Regions from separate parts of the Homo sapiens genome. Here region 2 is linked to region 1. Evidence: chromatin contacts called from ENCODE Hi-C or POLR2A ChIA-PET data. All regions are on one chromosome and are shown on one strand. Each heading gives the region's core, a stretch centred on a gene start or an enhancer-like site at or near the end of the contact. The rest is flanking DNA. Distances are from core to core; before and after follow the strand shown. Region 1 overlaps LINC02941 (long intergenic non-protein coding RNA 2941). Region 2 has its middle 26 kb from the start of FILNC1.

Region 1 (6,029 bases), core at 137-2,636:
TGTTTACAAGTCTGGATCTAAACACTTGTGAGATTTGTGGTTTTGGAAACTACGTTCATATGTTAGAGGAGAAAATGATGAATACTGGATAAACATGGGTTTAAATGGCCTAGGCCAGATTCTTATTCCTCTTTGCACCCTAAGTATCTCTTTTAAACAAAGAGTTTCACTTAATTTCAAAAAGACCACATGCAGACAAAAGATCAATGAACAGCAGAGTGACAGAGAAATTCAATTTTTCCGAGAATGTTGATATATCTACCATCCAGAAGACAATTTAAAATATGGAAGCACTCATAAAAACAATTAATGTATGTAGTCATCATGAGATACACCAAATTATCATCTCATACTAGTGGTAAATCTTGGTTTCCTAAATCTGTTTTTTGTTTCCCGTTCTTCCACTTTGAATATATGATACTGCAAATATGCTAAACAGGGCCCTTGGGCAAATTAGAAACAGAGGTTGGCAAAAATATTAGGAATTTTTTTGTTTCAATTTAAAATGTGTTTTTTTAGAACGTAAAAAACTTAATATAAGTGTATTCTGGAATCATAAGGATGAACATCAACTAAACGAGTCCTGTCCTGGAACTCTAGTGCCCTTTGGCATATGTATTTATTTATCTACATTTTAAACTTAATAATTTTTTAAAAGTATGAGGACAGCTGGGTTGAAGCTATTCAATATGCAGTCATTTTGGATCAATGTGACTTCAAGTGATGGGTTACCAGAAAAGATGCTGGACTGTAAGAGTTTTTGAATTTGTGGGCTTAGGAATTTTGATGACTAAAAAAATAAAAAAAAAAGGCTAAAGGGAATTGGCATTTAAATTCCATGTGGCTGAGCTTTTTAGTTGCATTCAGACACTTCTATTTTTATTTCTTCAAGCTGGGCCTGTTTCCAAGAAGGAAGCTGTGGAATTATTGCTCTTACTCCCACATTTAGTGCAATCCCTTACAATACTAAGGATAGGTCAGATTTTTGCCCGTCCCCTGCATTAAACCTACAAGTAGATCAGATTTCAGGATAAGCAACAAGCAAAAAAGGACAAAAAAATTTCAAGTGAAACATTTGAACCAGCTTGACTTGAATTAGGGTCGAATCAACTGCATAATCTAATGTTCATAGAGTGCTTTGTCTTTAGAACCTGGCTGGTTTTACCCTATAACATTTAAGTTATTCTTCCATTTATTCTTTTTCTTCTTCTCTTCTTCCTTTTATTTTTATTACCCCACTGTGTTCCTATACATTTAAAAGGTTAGCTGTTTTTGTTTTATGCAATGGAAAAACTGTTGTTGAAGTTTTAGCCTTGAAAAGCACTGACTGTACCTAAAAACGGAAAGAAAGCACTCCTTTGCCTTGCCTCCCATTGGTTGTTTGGAAACAGCTGTTTGACGCCAAGTTTGTACTTCACTCTTATCAGCTCATTTGGTGAGATCAGAATGTGCCTGAATAACTCTGAAGGTTAAAATATGTTGACTGAATTTTCTGCTGCCACCATTCAGCAGCAGCTAGGCTATGCCTCTCATGATCATGACACGTAGTGGAAATTTTCCTGGCTTCTATACATCATCATCTCTGCCTGGTGAGTGTCATACTGAGGATGAGCACAGCAGGACGGCCTGCCAATGGGCCTGACAGAGCTGGCCTACGAACATATGGAATTGTGCTTCCAATGGAAAGCACACTATTTGCATTGACTTGTCATCATTCAGGGACCAAATTTTTTATTTTTGCCTTTTTATCAACCATTGGTGTCTTGTTTAGGGCATCTATAACTTTTTTTTTTTCAGAGAAAATTGGGCATTACGATTTTCTTACTCAATCTCATAATCATTTTAAGCATTCCAAAAATTATACTCCACTGGTCCTGACTGCTACTTAAATTGTATGCGTTCTTTCCAGTCCTTATTTACAATTTAACTCCAAATGCTTCATAGTACAAACAGAAGAGCCTTTGATTTTGATTTTTTTAATCATTCAATCTTACAGAATTGAATCATGCCATATTGTTATTTTTGCTCAGCAATTAGAAAATACTCACTGTCCAACAGTCCAAGAACTTTTAAGTATTACAAAATCCTTTTCCGTAATCTCATGTTAACAATACAGCCTTAGTTTAGAAGCATTTTCTAAAAGATGTTAAGCATTAACCTTGTAATTTGTGGTGTGCTTATATTTATCGCCAAATAATTTGCAGCATTTTGTCAGTTATTTATCTAGTTATTTATATGTTTATCTGATGCCTATGCTGAAATATTCAAGGGCTTTTACAAGTGTGCTGTGTTAGCAGAAAATACTGTTCAAGGGAGAAAAAAATATTCTTTTTCACTTGACTACTTCAATACAGCAACTACAGTAGTTACTGTATGACTTATTGAACAACCATTAGAAGGAAAGAGATGAAATAGATCAGCCAATCCCCTAAGTCATAGATACTGAATATCTACTTCGTGTGGGTTTATGTCTAAGATATCATGGGAGCTCCACAAAATATATAACTGTTACCCAAATGGCAAAATAGTGAACTTGGGATCAACATAAATTTTAAAAGGCTTGTACCTAATTTTTATTCTTTTTTGTTCCTCAAGTTCTTTTAAACTTAGAGCTTCCCTGGGCCTCAACCAGTGCCAGCTGGGCAAAAATTCAATAACCTATGTGGAGATCATTATTGACCAAACATGTTATCAGATTTAGATGGTTTGATATGCAATTATTCTGAAGACCAATTAAATATCACACACTGTGGTCATTAATAGACAAAATTGTATTCTTATATGAATGATACATCTTAGTTTCCCATATCTGTTTTCTCCTTCCAGTATATATTTTTTGAATAAATATTAAAAACCTGCCACATGGACAAACCATGCCAGTGTTTCCTTTTCATCATATACAGTTATTTGAAGAGGTTGGCATTAATCTGTGAATTCTCCATCTAGCTCATCAGGAAATAGCTGCAAAGAAGGAATTATCAAATAGTTACCTTGGTCCCTGTGGGAAGAGCGGGGCTCCTTATGGGGAAGATGGGAGAGACAAATTTAGGAAGAAGAACTGAGAATTGTTTTTTCTTCCTAATTCTTGCCTAAATTCAGATAACTTATTATGGATGCTATTTTCATCTTCTGAAATATCTAACCACCTTTTCAAAGACTAGGTTTAATTGGGGAGGATTTTCCCTTCTACAAGGCTTGCTTCAATTCTAGACTCATTAAGATGTTGAAATATCTATTCTGGTGGTTCTTTCCTTAATGGTATCAGGTTGAATTCTGTCTAAAGTTTTACAGGTTCAGATGTTGAATCTTGTTAAGATGCAGATGTGTTCCAGGATCTCCACCTAGAACAGCCATTCAAAAACCCCAGAGTAGAGCTAAACTTTGTGTGCTTGTGAAGTATGATGCACACACAAAACTACAGTGTAGTTGAGAAATGATTGTGAAGATAAAACCATGCCTCGTGTACAAAACCCCACACATATAAAAATAATCATCTTCAACTTTATGTAATTGTTCATAAAATAGATTATTTAATATTAGTTTTTTTAAACACAGTATGAAAGTAAAATTTTAAAAGTGTAATTATTTGAAGTGCACAAGAGTGCTTTACATTAAAAAATTGCAACTATATGCCCCTAAGCAAATCAATTAACTTCTCTGGTTGTGGTTTCCTCTTCTGCAAAACCAGAGGATTGGACCAGCTATTTCTCAGGTTTCTCTCAGGTCCAGTATTTAATAATTCTGTGACTCATTTTATGAAATTCATCACACCTTAATTTATGAACTTCTAATTACATATTTGTAAGTAGGCTTTTCTTAAAATGGTTTCATACCATTTGTTATATTAATACTTGCTTAACAGTTAAAGAGAAATTAAAGATAGAAGAGAATGAACAAGAGACAGGAATAAGAAATAGTTCCTAAAGCCCAAAGTACTAAAAGGCATTACAGGCAATACAATTTTGTGGGTATTTTGAAGAAAAGGAAAGTCACTGTAAACTTTAGTTTCTATTTTGTGCCATATGTGTTATGGCTGCTAGTTACTTAATCTCACAACTACTCTAAAATAGATATTAATGTCCAGTGTATATTGCTAAGTAAACTATGGCTCAGAAAAATCCAAATCCATTGAATTAGGAAGTAACACAGTTGAGGTCTTTGGGTTTGAGTGATTCTTTACATGCTCTTACCAGATCATGATGCAGTCTTTGTTTATCAGGATAAAATAGCAAAAGAGAACTGCACATAGAAGGATTAAGTAGCACATGAAATGTCTATGCTCCTAAAGAGTTCCAAAATAATGTCTTTTATCAACATTTGAATTTTTATTAAAAAATTCTTACCCAGAATAAATTGAAATAAAGTATAAAAGACCACATATGGTGCTAACAAAGACTTATGTCTGCTGATGCTATGCTATTCAGTGATATAACAATGCTAATCATAGCAATAAAATATTTACTAAATAAATATGGATTGAAGCTTTGAGCAAAGGCCATCGTTGTTTTTCTCATAACACAGAACTACTTTCACGAGAATGATATGTGCATAAAATTTGCCCTCTACAAGAGATTACCTAAAGAATTATTGTTATTTTGTAGAAGGTTTGTATTGCACTTCAAATCCAATAATGAATATTGAGGGCTTTCTGTTCAGATCTATGAAATAAAGGATAATTTATGCTTATTCATGTAATAACTAAGAAGCTATCAAATATTTATTATTGGATTGAAGCAATGGAAATGGTGAGAAGAAGGGAGAATGAATCTATTTTTAAAAGAAGAAAAATGCAATTAAGTCTTTTTGGGGTATAAGAATTTGCAGAACTATTATAAATAGAAGGGCCCATCTCAGCTTGATTACTTCAAAACAGCTTCCTGCAACCTCCCACCAAGTAGATGAGCAATTAGTATAATCACAGCAATAAGTCAAAGACACTTGCTGTTCAAACTTGTGTTGCAACTTTTCCTTTTGGCATTGCTCCTAGCCTATTCCAGTTCCACACACAGACACAAATGCACATATTTAATAAAATTTTATTTGGTAAAAGGCAAATGCCTAGGCTTGACTTCTTTTTTTGTATCAAGGTTAAGTAAAGGGCACTGAACAAGTGAAGCTGTGCTGAAAACAACAGTGGCCAAGGCAGAGATATTCTTATACCTCAACCCGTTGTGCAGATGGAAGTCTGGCCAAAAAACCATAAAGCATCAAGTCTGACTGTGAGTCAATCTGTCAGCACAAGTACAAGGTGACTCAGGAAAAGACTGCATTTTGTTTTCTGGGAAATATTCAGGGGTTCTAGTAATTTATGAGTGTTGGATATTGTTTTCAGGAAAGGATAAAAACGACTTCATAAATAGAAAGAATGAAATTTTAATAATTGATTCTCTGCTAAAAAAACAAAGAGTAAGAGTAACCCAAGCGAATTCATTTTTTAAAGAAATTTTCAATAGGCAGATATTAAACCTACACTTCAGTTTGAGATACTTCCATATTTGTAAATCTTATGTTACTAAGTTGACTCAGTACACAATAAATTGTTTCTAAGAAGCAGCAGCATAGTAAAACAGGCTTTGCAACTCCAGTCATGTGACCTTTCGAACTATGTTTTTAGCGTGTCTAATTTTAAGGTTTGCTTTAGGTTTAATCTACACAATTAATTAATTGTTACAAGTTGTCAAATTATTGGTTTGTCTGGATCTTCTATGTTAATATGAATTTAAAGGAATGTTTAATGTTGTTGAATAATAGGGAGAAGAGAGAGCTTTAGATCTTTGATTTTTCAGTCTTCCTGGTATTGCTAGGTATTTTAAATACCCAGCATTTGTCTATTCCATTGTGTCAATTATGACAGCCTTGATTTTTCACTAGTTTGGGAGTTCTTTTATGAGTGTTTCCAAATGCTTTCCTTCTTTTTTACCTAATTAAAGAAATTCACCAACTTATAGGGGAAAACATCAATTTCAACTTTTTATGAAATTCTGCTGAGAGGTTACAGAAGGTATACAGCAAAATACATTTAAAACATT
Region 2 (6,566 bases), core at 667-3,166, 340 kb before region 1:
GGAGCAAATGCACATGTGCATGCGCAGACCCATGGAACACTATATAATGCTCCTTTGTCAAGAATTTTTTTTTTTTTTTGAGATGGAGTCTCGTTCTGTTGCCCAGGCTGGAGTGCAGTGGTGTGATCTTGGCTCACTGCAACCTCCACCTCCTGGGCTCAAGCAATTCTCCTGCCTCAGCTTCCTGACTAGCTGGGATGCACCCACCACTACACCCAGGTAATTTTTTTATTTTCAGTAGAGACAGGGTTTCTCTATGTTGGCCAGGCTGGTCTCGAGCTCCTGACCTCAAGTGATCTGCCTGCCTCGGTTTGGTTCTTTCTTCAGTCTTCTCTTAGGGATTACTTAACACTGTTAAAAGAAGTTCAGCAGTCATTGTTACACTCAGTAACTTAAATATAGAACATAATAAATATGTGTGTTAGTGAGTCTGGAGAGTTGCCACTTTCTATTCACTTACTATCTTACACTACAAGTTGTCCTTTTAAAAGTCCATTTGCATTGTCTCTCCAAATGGAGGGCAGGGCTCATGGCTTACCCTGTCTTGTGATCCTCAGGGATCCTAGCTTTTTCTTTGCCTAACCATAGAAGATGCTCGTTAATGATTGAAGTCTACCGTTTGTTTTATCCAGGAGAGATTGTGATACTCACTGTGCTAGATTTAAAATGGCTCTGTTATCTCTGAGACTTGGGAAGTCTGTTTTTAATGTATAAGAGAAAAGGTTTTGAGTTGTACAGGATTTTGATTTTTTTTCCCTGTACCATGCAGCTCAGAAGTAAAATAGTTTAGGTCAAAATAAATTGAACAAGAAGAAAGAAGACCTTGCATTCTAGTGCTAGTCTTAGTAATTTCTAGACATATGGTTTTGGACAAATTAATTGACTTCTTTTGAAACTCTGTTTCTTCATCTGTAAAGACTATTTAAATTGAAATATAGTGGTACTATTTACTTAGTGAAGGACAAAGAGATGTTTACATACTGTACTCAAAAGGTCGAACAGATGGGATTATTTTAGATTGAAAGCTCATGTGTGGGAGTCATGCCTTTTGTAAGCCACATAAATTCTCATGGGGTCTGGTAACTTACTGTGTGCCCAGCAGGAACCCAAAAAGTCTTGTCATGGTGATAAATATGACACCATTTAATAAGGTCACATTTAACACAAGGAGAAACTTGGGAAAGAAAACAAAACAAAAATCTAGACCTCATCCCTAGGTACTTTGTATGACTTTGGACAGGTTACTTTACCCCTCTGAACTCTTCAATTGATTCATAAAAAGAACCAAATGCTTAGAAGGGGAGGGCAGGCATATAAATGGAATAGTAGAAAAGATTACTGAGCCCATGAGGTGGGAAGTATAGTACTCTGAAATGTATGACACCCTGAAATTGTTGGCCTCCTATATGTATTCTCTTCAAAGGGAGAGACTCCCCAGAAAAATTACTGTTGGACAATACTTGTCAAGACATTTATGGGAGCTGCTTTGGATACATGGTATGCTTGAATTGAGAAGGAGCTTAAAGATATTTTAGATTAACCTCTTAATTTTACACATGGAAAAAGAAAGTCTCAAGGAAGTTATACAAATTCTTTAAAATTATATAATGTGTGAGAGAGCTAGCACTAGATTTGCAAGGCTGTGAGCCATTGGGGAATTCAAGTTTGTTTGTTTTGACCTATTTTGCTTTTTTTTGAGTTTAAGTGGCAGAAGGTAATCTTATTTTCTTGGTGCCTTACTTTTCAAGAGGCCTTGTCAATGCCCCCTCATTTCTTGTCTGTAGAAACTAAATAAATCAAAAAAGGAATTAATTTCACAAACATATTATGTGCTAGCCATTCAGTACCCATTGTTGGGCATTGGTAATACAAACTTGCTACAAGGCACTTGTTGTCCTTGGATAGATTTTTGTTTTCATTCCTTCACATTGTTAACATTGAGCAATCTGCTTAGTCAGGAAAAGGCAACACATTGTAAAGGTATGCAGATATAAAAAAGTAGGAGTCCGGTGTATGATTCATTCCTATAGTAGCCTTGGTGTAGCCCAGTCCAAAGGACAATTTCCTCCATTAGACATTAACTACCATCAATTTCTTCTCTCATGAAATAAACAGATTCTGTCTTGGAAATAGAAATTTTCTCTGCTAATGAGCTTTTTACTACTTGGGAGTCTTCTATTTCAATCTGAGACTAAAAGATAGAAGGAGAGGCTTCTCAGGGAGCAGGAAATGGAAATGACAGTAGACCCTAACTCCCTCTCCACCTGTGCATGGATATGGAAAAGGGCTTTGAAAAAGGCACCACTTATAATAGCACAGTCCAGGGAACTGGGTGTCAAAGTCAATGCCTGTGATGGGAGAGCTGCTCATGCTTCTTACAATGTCTTGAATACTCTTAATCCTTTTGCAAATACTTGCTTCGTTGTAAGACAAGTCAAAGCAGATATGACGATGTCTTAGCTGAGGAAGAAATTGTGGCTTCTTGGATGCAGTATGGCAAAGAGGATTGTCTTTTAAGAATAATAAAAAAGAGTTTTTTTCATTTAAATCTGGTCTAGGAAAAATATCCTCTTGAAACTCTTTTTACTATTAGTTTTGTTTTCTAAAAAACACTGATCTGAACAAGATTAAATAAGCAAATCAATGGCTTTCTGGGTTTAAAGCAACTGAATTCCTACTGATCTCCCTTTATACTGAAATTTCAACATAGATTCTTCACAAGAGAAGAAAGATGAACTGAATCCCATATGACACTCAAGAAGATGTAGGACAAGCAAATAAAAGTGGTCCCAGGGGAGAAAATAATATTCCCAGCCCTGCAAATGATTCGCTTCTGCCCTATAGTTTGACTCTTCCAAAATCTGGTTTTCAAAACAAATTAGTCCACCTCTGAAAAAGGCATGCCGACTTTCCAACTGACAATTATAAAAGTGACCCTGTCTACAAACATCTGATGAGTGAGTGTCTAGGTTATAGAAACAGAGATACCCTCTTCCAACTGTAATATTTCGGTTAATAGGCTCTGTTTAGAAGATTAATTCTTAATGTCATCATTCATGAATTACAGGGAATGAAAAACAGGAGGAAGGGAAGCAGAGAAGGATGTGCTAATGTTACGATGTTTTATAATATTTTCAAACCCTAAGTTCTTCTACCGATCGGACCATGTCACTTAAATTTAAGGCTCTAATAACATTGGCTTCCAGAAATATTTTCACTTGTATGACTTCACTTATCCTTGATGCCAGAGTTCAAAAGGGTGTATAAATAAGACGGGAGGAAGGACACATTATCACAGACCAATAAAAATGACAACAAAAATACCTCAAAGCTCTTAACAAGTATAAAGCTAGAAATGATCTGAGTCTTGTGAAAAATACTGATTAACACAAAAATGATTTTAAAAGCAATATTCAGAGAAAGTACAGTAATGGAGACCTGGTCCTGGCACAGATAGTGTTACCTTAAAAATATATCACAGAGAATGTATAATTATTGACTGTATTTATAAATCTTCTCTATCCAGGATCTTCACATCACCAGTATGATGGAATTGAAGCCCAAGATTGGTAATGTTATGGTAGGAAAACATTCACTTTCTTTAACTCATGTTAAGTATCTAAACAGAAAATTTCATTTTTATAACATAGGAATTTTGTATATTTGGTTTGCAAAATCTGTTTCGTTCTCCAAAATATGGAAAGCTATGGAAAATGGGGAATGTCTCCCCCTTACCCTAGAAAAATAGATATAAGTTAATATTGCTCCAGTTTTTTTTAAGTAGACTGCAGAAAAAAAAGAAGCTAGTGATCTTAATACAATTTTTTAAAAACTTTCTAGAAAATTGTATTGAGCTTATCAGCTTGTTTTCATGACTGTGAGTATTGAACATAGAAAGTGGTGATAATTAGAAATCAGCATTGACTTATTAAAACAATTCATGCCAAAGTAAATTAGTTGCATTTTTATAGTCTTCAGTGCAGAATTTAATGGAGTATTGGGTTATACATATAGAAATACATGGAAATAAAATATGGTGAGTTTATGTGAATTAATAACTGGCTGAAGACCTATAACCAAGAACCACCATAAGACAATTTGTGTCCAGTGTCAGGGGGTCTCTATTGGTTTGCAACAAGACTTAGTACTGGGCTGGAACTGTTGAATGTTTTTATCAATAAATGTAATGATGAAGTAGAAGTCGGGCATATCCGTTCTGTGTCAAGTACCAAACTTGGCAATATACAGAGGCCACACTGTGTGACTGAAAGAATGAAGGGCTTGCAACTCCTAGGGGAGTTTGAATTCCACTTCTTCACTTACTAACTGCTTGGCCCTTGACCTCCAGTTTTTTCATTTGCAAAATGGTAACTGCCTTGCAGGACTGTGAAGATCACAATAATTCATGGATATGAAGTGTTTAACTTGGTGCTTGGCACAAAGCAAATTCTGTTTTCCCTGGCTTTCTCCTCCTCTCTTTCTTGTAAAGTGGATTTTTAAATAAATTTAACTGAGTCACCTAGTGGTTTGGTTCACATTGAATTACAGTCTTAAACAATAAATGATTCCAGTGTATAAACCTCTATATCACTTATATGCATGGTTAAAGAGGACCTTATCCTTTATGAAGGATGAATTCAGACATCGCTATTAGCAATTTCTGGTTTATTCTTTCAATGTTTCCACTTAGCAGAAATGCACACACATACTTATTACATGTTATTTCCCCTTCTTTCTACACAGAAGTTAATGTGATAATTTTCTTTCACGAAGGTGCCAATTTGCAGTTTTCTCACTTAATGCATCTTGGAAATCAAGATGTCAATATAATGAGTTTATGCATTTTCAGTAATGAACCTAGTCACTTGGTCCAGATTTTGCAGGTCAGCAGGAATTTTCCAGGCAGATGGTAGCGGGAATAGCTTTCCAATATGAGGAAACCGGATAGACCAGGGCCCACTTGCTCACTTATTTAATTTGTTCAAGAAATGTTTGTTGAGTACTTAAACACGCCAGGCCATAGGCTAAATATTTTTTGTTCATGTCATTGAATCCTCACCAAAACCTAATGGATAATATTACTATCCTCATTGTACAGATAAGGAAGTTGAGGTTACAAAGACTAAGTCGCTTACCCAAGGTCAGAAAAATACTTAATAGTCTGATTTGGAGCCAGCCTGTTTTGCAGGAGTTATGCTCATAATTGCACACTCACTTCCAGATAAAAGGCAAGTTGGAGCAGAGAGGGAGGGTTCTAGATGTAGGAACAGCAATGCAAATGGCCAAGGGTACAGGAGTTTCAAGTGTAAAGGAGCTAAAATTCTCCACTGTTGAAGCAACTGTGAGTAATATTAGTAGCTGTATTGCGGGAACAAAGTTGGAAAAAACGTGGCAAGAGGTGAGGCTGAAGATGCAGGCAGGCCTGGCGTGGGTTTGCAGGCCCAGCACTGTGTGGCTTAAATCTTATTCCTTGTGCATGAGCCAGAGAGTGGCATGAGTGTCCTCAGCCCTCATTAGTAACCTCTTGGAGAAGGTGGCTGTGTCAGGCCCTCAGGCTGAGACTAGGAGAGAACACTGAGGCTTCAAGGCCACGGGTTGAATGGGGCAATTTGCTGCAGGAAACCTGCAGACTTAAAATGCTTTACGAATTACCTTAGAGTGGCACCTGGGATTTCCTGGGCAATTTGAGGGGTGACTGGAGCTTCTGAAGCTCTTATAGGTCGTGGCTTTGGCTTTTCACAGGGTTGGGGCAGGATACCTTGGGTGTATGTCTAGTATGATTAACTAATGTAATCATAGAGCATCTTTATTTTTGTCCCTCACTGTCCCTTTAAATGGATTCAGCTGGGATTCTTCCCTTTATAACGATTGGCAGCCTCCATGAAATTCTCTGGTCACATTCAGATCATAAAGTCTTGAGACTTTAAGTCTCAAGACATTGTCACATTTGAATCTGTAAGGGTGGCGGGGAAGTTCTCACTTGCCTGACACTCACCTGGTGATTGGCATCACTCTCTCTCTGGACTTGGCAGGTAGGTGAAGCAGGCTCATTCTACCATGGGTGCTTTCATGGATTCTCAGAAGACTGCCTCCTCCGGTCTGCCGCCAGATCAGTGCACTTTCCTGCTTAGGCTGATCCCTTAGTCCCTCTGCAACCAGCAAAACCTTCGGCTTCTGTCAAGGTGTGAGTGATTCCCTGGGCACTCCTCTTAGAAGGACCTAGGGCAGCCTTGGCTGGCTCAGCTCTGTGTGCGCATCTCATGCACAGCCTCATCCAGATCCTTGCTCTACACTCACAAATTCTGGATTCCAGGGACTCCAAACCTGCTACCCCTTCTCAGCACAGCCCCTTTTCTTTGCATTCTGTCAGAAAAGTTAATCAGTTTATCTCATGCCTTCTAGGTTTTCAGGTGGTACTCAGACACAAACCTAAACTGCAGAGGACAAACATTAAGTTCTTGGAGTAGTCCTATTGAAGTTGTTATTCACAGACATGAGCTGAGGGGCCAGCACCTGCTATTGCTCTCTCCAGAAAATTCTTCCTTGAGTTTATGGGCTGGAGGTTA

Evidence for each region. Hi-C counts contacts between places; a loop is a spot of excess contacts on that map. ChIA-PET counts read pairs that join two places held with the same protein, here RNA polymerase II (POLR2A). Pooled maps may share reads with other maps.
Region 2: a loop to region 1 is called in a pooled map of ovary, with 2.2 times the contacts of the local background. The contact joins two enhancer-like sites. A Hi-C loop is called at or near these places in 1 of 168 maps with a recorded cell type or tissue (chondrocyte) and 1 of 50 pooled maps. POLR2A ChIA-PET finds 5 or more read pairs at or near these places in 1 of 52 experiments (AG04450).

What each region holds. Positions count from the first base shown.
Region 1 is chr6:140,078,010-140,084,038 of GRCh38, forward strand. The region is part of intron 1 of LINC02941 (long intergenic non-protein coding RNA 2941); the gene reads left to right. The region is part of intron 2 of LOC107986652 (a long non-coding RNA gene); the gene reads right to left. Among named protein-coding and RNA genes, the nearest start is that of LINC02941, 100 kb to the left of the region's middle. Within about 2 kb of position 1,387, at least 8 of the 41 ENCODE cell types and tissues checked have a DNase peak (open chromatin) inside an H3K27ac peak, as active enhancers do.
Region 2 is chr6:139,741,860-139,748,425 of GRCh38, forward strand. No RefSeq gene overlaps it. Among named protein-coding and RNA genes, the nearest start is that of FILNC1, 26 kb to the right of the region's middle. Within about 2 kb of position 1,917, at least 2 of the 41 ENCODE cell types and tissues checked have a DNase peak (open chromatin) inside an H3K27ac peak, as active enhancers do.